Linked DNA regions of Mus musculus: region 1 is linked to region 2. Evidence: chromatin loops called from intact Hi-C (ENCODE). Cell type or tissue: left cerebral cortex. All regions are shown on one strand.

Region 1 (5,000 bases), 170 kb after region 2:
TAAGATACTTTCAAACTAAAAAATATATAAACTATTTTTTAAATTTAGATTTATTTACTTATTTGTGTGCGGTTGAACAAGGTGTGAACTACAGTCACTGTGGTTCTGTAGAGGTCAGAGGATAATCGGGAGTTGGTTCTCTCTTCTATCATGTAGGTCCTGAGGATGGGGACTGTCAGAGTTGGTGATAAGCACTTTCACCCAGTAAACTATCTGGGCAGCCCTAAACTATTAGATTATCCTTTGGTTTTCTGGGACTTCTATTTGAATAAGAATGCTTATAAAATGTACTGTTAAAATAAAGCTTACCTTCAGGCTGGTATGAGAACGTGGTTGACTTAATTCTTGAAATTTCCATTGCTCTGATCCTGGGGTCTCGCCTCCTTTCTGAGTGTCAGGTGTAAGCAATCCATCTCCAGCAGGTAGAGGGAAAATCCCTAATGATATAGGACGTTCTTTTCTATTTGAAGAGGGGAGAAAAAAATGAAACATTCTCATTAGTTTTTTATTTGTCGTGATTTTAAGCCTGGGCTGTGGATAGAAAAATCCCAGCTCTTTGGAAGATGAGGCAAGGGGATAACAAGGTCAGGGTCTCCCCTGGCTGTAGAAAGCTTATTCTCAATCTGCAATCAGCTCTCCTACATAATCCTATACGCACACCTAAATAAGTATATACCAAAGAGAAAAAACAGCCTCAAAGCTTTACATTGGCTCCACAAGTTAAGAAAAGTGTGGAAAAACTGTTTAGACACTGTTTTCACCTGCCAAGTTTGGAGCTGTTCATAGGTGAGGTCTCAGAACTTAGCCTAGCCTGACCCTGAACTGGAGATCCTCTGCCTTAGCCCGCTGTATGTTGAGAGTACAGGCATGCATTACCACAGCTGCCTCTGCCAAGAACTTGATGGTGGTCTGGTGTGGTAAACATGGAGAAGAGCTGCTGAGTGTTAGCCATGGAGGTTAGTGGTCATAAGGAACAGGCAAAGGCCTCCCCAGTCCCTGTTCCTAGTTTTCCACTTCCTCAAGCTACAGTGTTTTTACAGTAGGCCTTTTCTGCCTAGAGGAAAATGAATATACTCTTTGAAACAGGGATACTATTCAACAGTAAAAATCCAAAACATTTTTATTTAAGTTCTGGTTTTCTACAAATCATATTACAGTAGTTCTTTTAGGCAGAGTGCAGATGAGAAAACTTCTGTTAGGAAAAAAGAGCAGCTCTTTTCCAAGTCTTTCTTTACTGGGAGTGATGGAGTCCTAGCACGTAGGAGATAGACAGGAGGAGGAGTTCAAGGTCATCCTTGTACACAAAGCACAATAGAGCCCAGCCTGTTTACATTAGAGCCTGTCTCCAAAACATTACAAAGAAGGTGGAGGGATGACTCAGTGGATAAAGGCAATTGGCACCAAGCCTGACACCTGCGTTCAGTCTCTAGGACCCTCATGGCAGAAGGAGAGAACCAGCTCCTACAGGCTGTCTTCTGACCTCCACATTCATACTCCAATAAGTAGTAAATAAATCTAAATCTGAAACAAGTAAACACTAGTCAGCTATTTCACAAGTCAGTGACAAAGAGTTTTATTTTTCCTAATAGAGAGTATACTGCACATTACACGTTTCTATTTCCAGGCAATAGAACTTGTTTCTTCTTGAGACTTATTAGCTTTTACTTTAAACTACATCATTTCTGCTTCTTTGTTCTTAAACTGCAATCCTCTTTTTTTCTCATTAAATGATAGCCAAGTGTTTTGGTTTCCTTTAGTTAACAGAATGAAAAGTTGCTAGCCTGCTGTCTATTCCCAATTTTGAAAAACTTACTTTGGGAACAGAAATTCCCAAACTACTATCTGACTTTTATCTAACAAGCCTTCATGCCTTAAGGGAGAAGCAAGTAGGAATTTAATCAGAGTCTATCTAATATAAAGCTAGGAAGATAGCGCAGATTTCCTGAGATACAAGCCCATCACTGGCACCATCTTCCCACATAAACTCCTTTCCACACATATGGAGTGCGCAGTCTTCTTTAAACCCAAGCTTCCTTTCCTATTCCATCTATACGCCCAACTCTCTATTTTGCTTTTATCACTTTTTTGAGAAAAACAGATCTCTAGGAGGGGGTCAAATATGCTTGGAGTTTCTCTGCTCCAGATCTAGAAAATTAGCATCACCATGTGCTTCTTCCTCTGCGGACTGACCAATTAGATAGCTGATGGGGGCAAGAGATGCAGTTACATAAGTCTGACAATATTCTACTCTCAAAACAAAGTTCGTGAAAGGCAAACACTAGTCTTGAGCTTTGTTGTCATGCATGTTTGATGCTGTTTGTATTATATGCTTCAATAAAAATCACAGAAAAGTTAACCAAAAAAAAAAAAAAAAAAAAGGAGAACCTGTAGAAAAATACCAAGTGGCAGATTTCAGTCCCTACACTGAAGCACCTGCTCTCGCTGTCCAGCCACTGACTCCCTAACAGAAGCAAGGCTGACAAGTGTCTGAATCTTGTTATAGTCTCTAGCTAGTAGCTTCAGTTGTATATATTGATTTTTAGTTGGTTATTTAAATACCAGCTTATGTGTACTAATGATTTTTGAAAATATGTATTTCAGATAGCCTTTTGGCTATACCTGAAAGAACTGAGCCAGATAAACTGATGTGCTTTATCTGGTCTAACCAACCAGGAAACAGGACTGCTTTTCCAGATTTTACAATAGGGAAGATGATGTTCTAAGGCTTTATATATTAGTAACCAGCAGGACTAAGATTAAAAGTCACTTCTACTAAAAATGTGAGGTACACAAATGACTTACTTATATAATGGATCATATATTTTGCAACTGTAATGAAGTGCAAAAAATAGCTCGCTTGATTTTTTAAAATCAGTCACTGAGGTAAAATACCTTAAGAGAAGGAACCTAAGAGATTAAACAAATCACCAAAGGCTGCATATATGGGACAAGGTAACTCCAAAGTCTTAGTTACTGTATGGCAATACTTCTCCAGCATAGCCTAAGCCAGCCCTTAATATTAGTCATATTAATATTATACATATTTTTAAGCCTACAAGTTTTAGTTTCCTTATATCCTAAATATACATAGATTTGTATACAACTCTTTCAGGTACTAACATATACAAAATAGTCAGACTGTTTCTCAATTTTATACATCAGGAAAGAACCCAGCAGAGAACTGTATGTAATTCCAGCACTGAGAAGGAGACTTCCTGTGGGGTTCAAGGTTAGCTTAGGCTACATGACTTGTTTGAAAAAACAAATATAATTAGGAAAGAAAATAAATGATCAAGTACCTAGTTTTAGACTATACGAGAAAACTAATTTCTGAGTGTTAAAAATTAAACATGAGCTGGCCTATGAATAAAAAGAATCACATGAAAGAAAGGAGCTACTTCCATTCTTCTTGCCTAAATCAGAATTACCATTAAAACATATTTTATCATCACTTAGATACTAATTAGTTATAGTCTATGAATCTTAATTTCAAGTCATGTACAAAAGAGAAATCTGAGCAGATCAGATTCTTTGAGTTTATGAGTTAGAAGACAAGACAGCAAATCCCTAGGCATTGGAAAGTGGTTCACACTGGCTGCACGCAGAGAACAGCAGCTAAGCATGCAGCCTGGTGACCACCCCCACAAGCAGGAATGGGCATTTGTCACCCAGGAGTACAAAGAAAAGAAAGGGCACCGTCTGACCAAACAATAGTGAATAGGCTTTGTGAAGCTTTCACAACTTTGATGTGCAAATAACGGAGGGGAAGGCATTCTAGTCTTGTCTTAAGATTTTCGATTTTTTTTTTTTTTTTTAGTTTAAAATATATTTTATAGTAGCAGGAAAATATCAGTTTCCATAGCTGTTACTCAAACTATAAAACTGACATCAAACCTTACATTAGGCAAAGGATAACTCAAAGAAAAATAAATAAATAAATAAACCTACATTCTGTGGCCAACCATTTGCAATACAAAGCATAAAAGCCATTTGTCCCTCGATACTCGGAAGCTAAATCCAGAGCTCTATACAGACTTCGACCTGGTACTGGGCTCTTGTGCTTCCTTACTCTTCAGCATTGTGACCACGCTGACCTTATATTTGTACAACAGAGAATCCTTTTTTTTTTTTGGTCTGTGATTTCCAAACACAAAACATAGTTCCATTTAGGAACCTACAAATTAATAGACATCCTAGCTCGAGGCCGTTTTCCATTGTTTGAATCTGCAGCAGAAATGGTTACAAAGCAGACTCATGGTCCTAAGAATTATAAAAAACAAACAAACAAACAAACAAAAAAACCCCAGTGAAGCAGGAGCTTCCGAGAGAGTGGACAGAGTACCTGAGTATCCTTGGTAGGTTCTGCGTCAGCGCTGGCACCCCGGTAGAAATAGAAAAGTGCACAAGCAGCAAAACAGAGAGAGATACTAAGATCGCAGAATTAATGACCACCGCCCCGCCAACAAAGCCAAACACAAACAGCAGCATGCATCCAGGATTCATGGCGCTGTGCTGGCATGGTGAAATGTCCGAACCAGGAGGCCTACACAGGGGCCAAAAGGGTATCTTTGTAGTGAGGATCTGTCATTCAGCTGCTGCCACAAAAACAATGCCAGCAGCAGCAGCTTTCCACTCCATCCTGCAGCGGCTCCCAAGCGATGACGTCATTCCGCTCCCCCCACCTCATAACCATAGAGCTGCAGCTCCTAGCATTTATGCAGCAACCCAGAAGAGAGCCAGCCTATTAACTACGTTCCTCGCCACTAAGAGTCTTGGCTTAGCCCATTGGCTACAATACCTAGCGATCTACATAATTTATTCACACTCCTACATCAAACAGATGGCTGGCTAACCCTTTTAAACATGCCTCTGTGCAACAAAAAGGACCAATTATATGGGAGAAATGAAACATTTCAGCATACCCACAAACTGGAAAATTTCAAACCTACTCTGAATGCCCATCAAGTATCAAGAAAATAATTAAAACCCTGCACTATGTT
Region 2 (5,000 bases):
AGCTACCTTGCTGCTACGGCCACTATTCTTCATTTTGGTGGAGCCGAACTTGGTGGCAGCAAAAGTGGCAGTGGTAAAGGTTAAAGGCTGCGTGGACCGGGGCATGAAGGTAGGGCTGACAGCAGCAGAGTGGCCGAAGGGAGGTGAGGGAGAGCTGGACACGGAGGAGGCCGGGTCGCTTATGGGCATGAACACCTGGGCCTCCGGGTTAAAGCTGTTTTTGATCTCCTTATCCAGCTCACAGCCGGTTTCACTACTGTCGTCCACGTACAGCACCTTCACTGGTCCCTTTTCGCCGATCTGGTAGGAAACCTCAAACGGGTCGATCCAGACACTCAAATCCTGTGGCAGATTGCCACGAACATCGTCAATGTCCAAACCACTCTCTTTGGATGCCTGCTCGATCACGGGGTCTACCTTCTCCCCCACGTGTATACATCTAAACCCTGAGCCTTTGTATGGCTTTTCAGGATACCAGTGCCCTTCATATTTCTTCTTAAGAAGTCTTTCAAGCTCTTCACCAAAAATGTTGACACGTCTCCTGGGAAGCTTATTGTACAAGTAAGAAATAATAAAATTGAGTGCTACTTGGATTTCAAGCTGCATAGCTGCGAAGCCACAAAAGTTAGCTTTGTTTCAACTCCTCCACCAGAAAAATAAATTTTTTAAAAAAAAAAATCAGTTTGTGGCAGAGAAACAAATTCTCATTCAAAGTGCTGGTATTAGAAGATTATCCTTCAACCTTCCCGTGGTCTTGTTCCTTTAAGAAAATAAAACAAAAGCAAACACATCCAAGTGAGATCAATGTAACAGCTCCAAAGCTTTCTACCTGAAGCAATTTTATTTTTGAAAATGTCTACTGGGCTAGAAAGACTGGAAATGACCGCTGGAAAATAAAAGGAACAGACCATAAAAAAAAAAAAAATCCTCTTGCTAAAGTTCAAGACAGATTTATAGTTAAAACAGCATTCTACATACCACTTCCCAGCAGGACTTACAGGACCTCCAGAACATGTATCCTTTATGTTTCTTCTCGCACAGTGTTTACTAACTGTACTGCACACTCATCCACCCACCTACCCGTACACTCCACTTTTACAAGTTGGTCATTAGTTTCCTTGCTAGTCACCATTTTAGAAGTGAATCCCTAGTTCCTTTTGGAAACATCACATTTAAATCTGCTTTATGTTAAATATTCGGAAATGTTATAAGTTACAAAATTATTTTTAATTTTCAAAGTACCTGGTACTAAAATTAAAGGTACTAAATGAGTTGTCATCTTGGTAAATGAAACCAAATTATCCTCTCTAGTTTTAACCATGCCAAGGGCTCTCACACTCTTGCTCTTCTGGGAGCCTTTTTCTTTTTTATTGTGTACTGCCCCCCCCCCCCACACACACACATTCTGAAATTCCTCTCAGCTGCAAGTATAAGAAAAACAAGCAGCTTAAAACTCCTATTGATTACTCTGCTTAAAGGGCAGAGTTTCTCAGTTTTATTCTTATTTTTAAAAGCCATCTCCTTCCCTCTTCGGATAAACGGGCAGTCCCTGGAGAGGCTGGAGCGAAAAGGTCGACCTTTAAACGTTTGCTGGATCAGCACTGGGTGGGGATAAGAAAAGATCAAGGGCAAAGAGAGGTATTTCCAAGGGAGAGCTATTTGTACAACGAGGTTGATCAAAAAGGGCATTTAAAATAATCAAACTGGTGTGGATCCGTCTGTTCCATTTTCCATATTCTTGGTGACAAAGGGCAAAGAATCTCTCGTGTAGCCCCCAAACTACACTTTCCAAGCCGAAACCCAAGAGCAGGCAGAGAAAGCAGATTCAGCTGGACTGCTTGAAGGTGCAGCCGAGCCCAGACAGGCTGGGTGGAAGGTGGTTTTTAAAGCAACGCCTTAACACAGGACTGTGAAGAATTACATAAACAGCCAGTTGGGTCTCATTAGATTTCTGCTCACAGCGCTGGGAGCCCGAGCGCTACAGCAGCAGCAACAGCCAGAGGAGGTGGAGGTGGAGGAGGAGGAGGAGGAGGAGGAGGAGGAGGAGGAGGAGGAGGAGGAGGAGGAAGAGGAGGAAGACTACTAGACTTGCTCCGGGAGGAGGAGCTCGGCCCGGGGAAAAGGAGAGCAGGCTCTTTAGCTGCCTCAGGGACGCGGCCCGGGCACCGGCAGGTCGCGGCGCGGGCCGCCCAGTCTTCCCCTCCCCCGCCGTAACCTGACCCTGCCGTCCCCCACTCTGCTCCCCGCTCGAGGCTCCTGGGACCTAGCCAGCATCCCGGAGCACCGGTCCGGGCCCGATCCCTGTATCCCGGCGCCCCCTCCCCCTGCCTGGGCGCCGCTGCCCCCACCCCGGGTGCTCCCTCCTCCCGGTTGCCCGTCGGCCGTCAAGCCTCCGGACCAGGTCCCCGGAGCCACTCCATTCCCTTGGGTCCCCGAGGCCGCCCCTCCACACCCGGGCTCGCAGGACGCTGCAGCCACTCCCTCGGCCCCTAGCCGCCGCCCCGCCGTACTTACAAGCTGCTCCGGAGCTGCGGCCGCCGCCGAGCCGCGGCTGGGCGGGGGAGAAGGGGCAGCGGGCGGGGGCGCGGGTGGGTCGGGAGCGGCGAGGCGACGGGGTGCAAGACGTCGCCACCGCCGGACACGCGACGGACGCCTCGGGCGGGTCCGGGAGCTCGCTGCTCTGGCTCAGGGGTGGCGGGGACGGCAAGCTTACACGAGCGCGCTCGCTTCTCTACACAGCCCGGCGGCCCGGCCCTGCGTCCCCGTACAGCGCCCTCTGCGCGCCGGGCCAGAGCTTCGCTCCTTCTGCCGCGGCGCGCGCCCCGCCTCTCGTTTTATAGCCTCCTCCCCGCCCCCAGCCTCCGCGGGGGTGCGCGCCGCTCGCGTCACAGTCCCGCCCTCCCCACCCGGCACCCCCCGGCCGCGCCGACTCCGCCCCTGCCCTGCCCCCCGACGCCATTGGCCAAGTCCCGCCTGCCCACGTCCAGACGGCCGCTGATAGATGGTCACGCCTCCTGAACGCCGCTGTGACCAATGAGCTGAGAGTCCCGAGAGGTTGGGGGAGGGGTTAAGGGAGGCCTTGGAAGGGGATTGGACAAGGGTAGGGATGGGATGGTAGGGATGGGGTGGCAGGGCCCGGGGGCCTGGGGGTGGGGGGTGGGGGGTGGGGGGGGAGGAGGGGGAGCAGGTGGCGACGCGGCGGGGACCGGCCGGGAGGGGCAGCCGAGGCTGGGGGAGGGAGGGCAGAGTACACGGAAAAGGCTGCTTCCGAGCGAGTGCGACTGTGGCCGAGGAAAACCCCACTCCTGGGCGAGCTAGCCTGTGGGTCTCAGCCCATCCCGGGGTAACCGGGACTCGTGCTCCCGATTCATTGAGTATTAATCCCCGCAGGGCCTAGGCCAACTGCCACCCCGAGAGTGACAACTGCAGAACCTGGGGGTGGGGAAGGGAGGCCACGTCGCTGCACCTCCCGCACAGGTGACAGTTTAACTGCCTCTGCAGCTCCCCCTGGCCAAATCTCCCCGGGTCACCTGGCAGCAGCTCGGACATGAGGGTTGCTTGAGACCGTAAGAAAAAAAAATTGTCTTATATCAAACGTCGCAGAGAGCGACACGCTGCCAAACTGCCTGTGTGACTCTGTGTGCGTGCCCACGCGTGCATTTTGAGAACTTTCACCCAGGCCCACAAAATAAACACGAGGCCTCGCTGAGGAACCTGCGAGAGTTTATGAACTGTGCACAGGTGTCCAGGGAATAGGGACGCCAGGGACTCTAGGGGCGCGGATAGGCGCCGTTTCCACAACCTGCAGCCCAGAAATCCGAGTTATCGTCCGGAGTGGAACGGGGCGTTCCTCTTGGCTAAAAATAATTACTCACAGGTAGCAACGATGCCTGATTGGTCGCACTGGACCTTAGCGGCCAGACGATTGGCTGTCTGGTCTCCAGGAGACCGACGTCAAACTCGGACTGGGTAAAGGCGAGAGAAAGTCGAGGGGGAGCCTCGGAGAGAAGGGGGGGGGGGGTTGGGGGGGGGGAGAAAGCGCAGCAGTGAATGAAACGCCCAGGGCCCTGCCTTCCCCTTCCCTGTCCTGGGCATTCGGGCCATGCTTCCTGGAAAAAAACCGGTCCCCGTGCTGCCTTGCCCTTAAACACTGCAGGGCGGGCATTTCTATGCCTGTCTAGAGGTTAAAGCACAACTCACCGTCTGTGTAGCCCATCTGTACCACCCAGGGCACAAACCCTGGTCTACGCGACCCGCCAAGAGCCTTTTCATTTTATAGATGCAGAAGTCTGGATGTAGCCTATTATTTTGCACTCGGACCTGCTTGCGTGGGTTCCCACCTCCTCTTTTAGAAGGAACAGCTTTGAGAAAGGATATTTCTAAAGTCTCACAGCGTGTGAGAATGGGAGGGTTTGTGGAATGGGCTGAGGGGTGGGGTGGCGACCGGTCAGGTGACCCATTTCTTGTTTATTGCACAGGTTCCTAAAACTTGGGTAGCGTTTTTTTTTTTTTTTTCTTAAGAACATAGAAGTTTTACTCAAAAACGCTTTAAATTCTGTTTTATTTTTAGTATTTCGGCTTTTTAGTTGCAGAGTGGAATTAGATTGTGAGAGCATGGTGTTTAAAATGGAAGCATCTGGCAGCAAAATATTTTAATATAAATTATTCTTCCACTGTTTTCCTTCGTTGTGTGGTTTTGCTTTTCTAGTGTGAACGTTAATTTGTCACTGAAATAAGGCATTTTTAATTCTGTAGTTAGTTGGGCACAGAAATTGCAAGAATCTAGGTAAGATATTTTGGGACTGGCTTACCAAGAGAAACACTTTATCTTTTATGTGCCCTAGAAGCACAATTTATTACCATTAGGCAAATGTTACTGTACCAAACGCTCAGAATTACAGACACATGTGCTGGGCCATGTGTCTTGATTTGTGATTTGGAAAATATATCACTATAATTAGGGAGCATATTAGACTTGGCTGAGATTAAAATGTCTAACT

Evidence for each region. Hi-C counts contacts between places; a loop is a spot of excess contacts. Peaks named below come from ENCODE experiments on the same cell type or tissue, not always from the same donor. Only the 100,000 strongest peaks of a DNase experiment are listed, where the experiment ranks them.
Region 1: a loop joins it to region 2, with 4 times the contacts of the local background. A loop is called at or near these places in 1 of 42 quality-filtered maps.

What each region holds. Positions count from the first base shown.
Region 1 is chr11:94,043,868-94,048,867 of GRCm38, reverse strand. It overlaps Spag9 (sperm associated antigen 9), which reads right to left. Exons shown (of 29, transcript NM_027569.3): 5 at 310-460. Among named protein-coding and RNA genes, the nearest start is that of Gm38951, 28 kb to the left of the region's middle. In left cerebral cortex, a CTCF peak has its summit at 2,418; DNase peaks (open chromatin) are centred at 2,066, 2,157, 3,630 and 4,711; H3K4me3 peaks cover 3,777 bases; H3K27ac peaks cover 2,649 bases.
Region 2 is chr11:94,209,246-94,214,245 of GRCm38, reverse strand. It overlaps Tob1 (transducer of ErbB-2.1), which reads right to left and starts at 2,792. Exons shown (of 2, transcript NM_009427.2): 1 at 2,515-2,792; 2 at 1-760. The coding sequence starts at 606. In left cerebral cortex, a CTCF peak has its summit at 2,754; DNase peaks (open chromatin) are centred at 3,028, 3,896, 4,306, 4,689 and 3 more places; H3K4me3 peaks cover 4,493 bases; H3K27ac peaks cover 4,258 bases.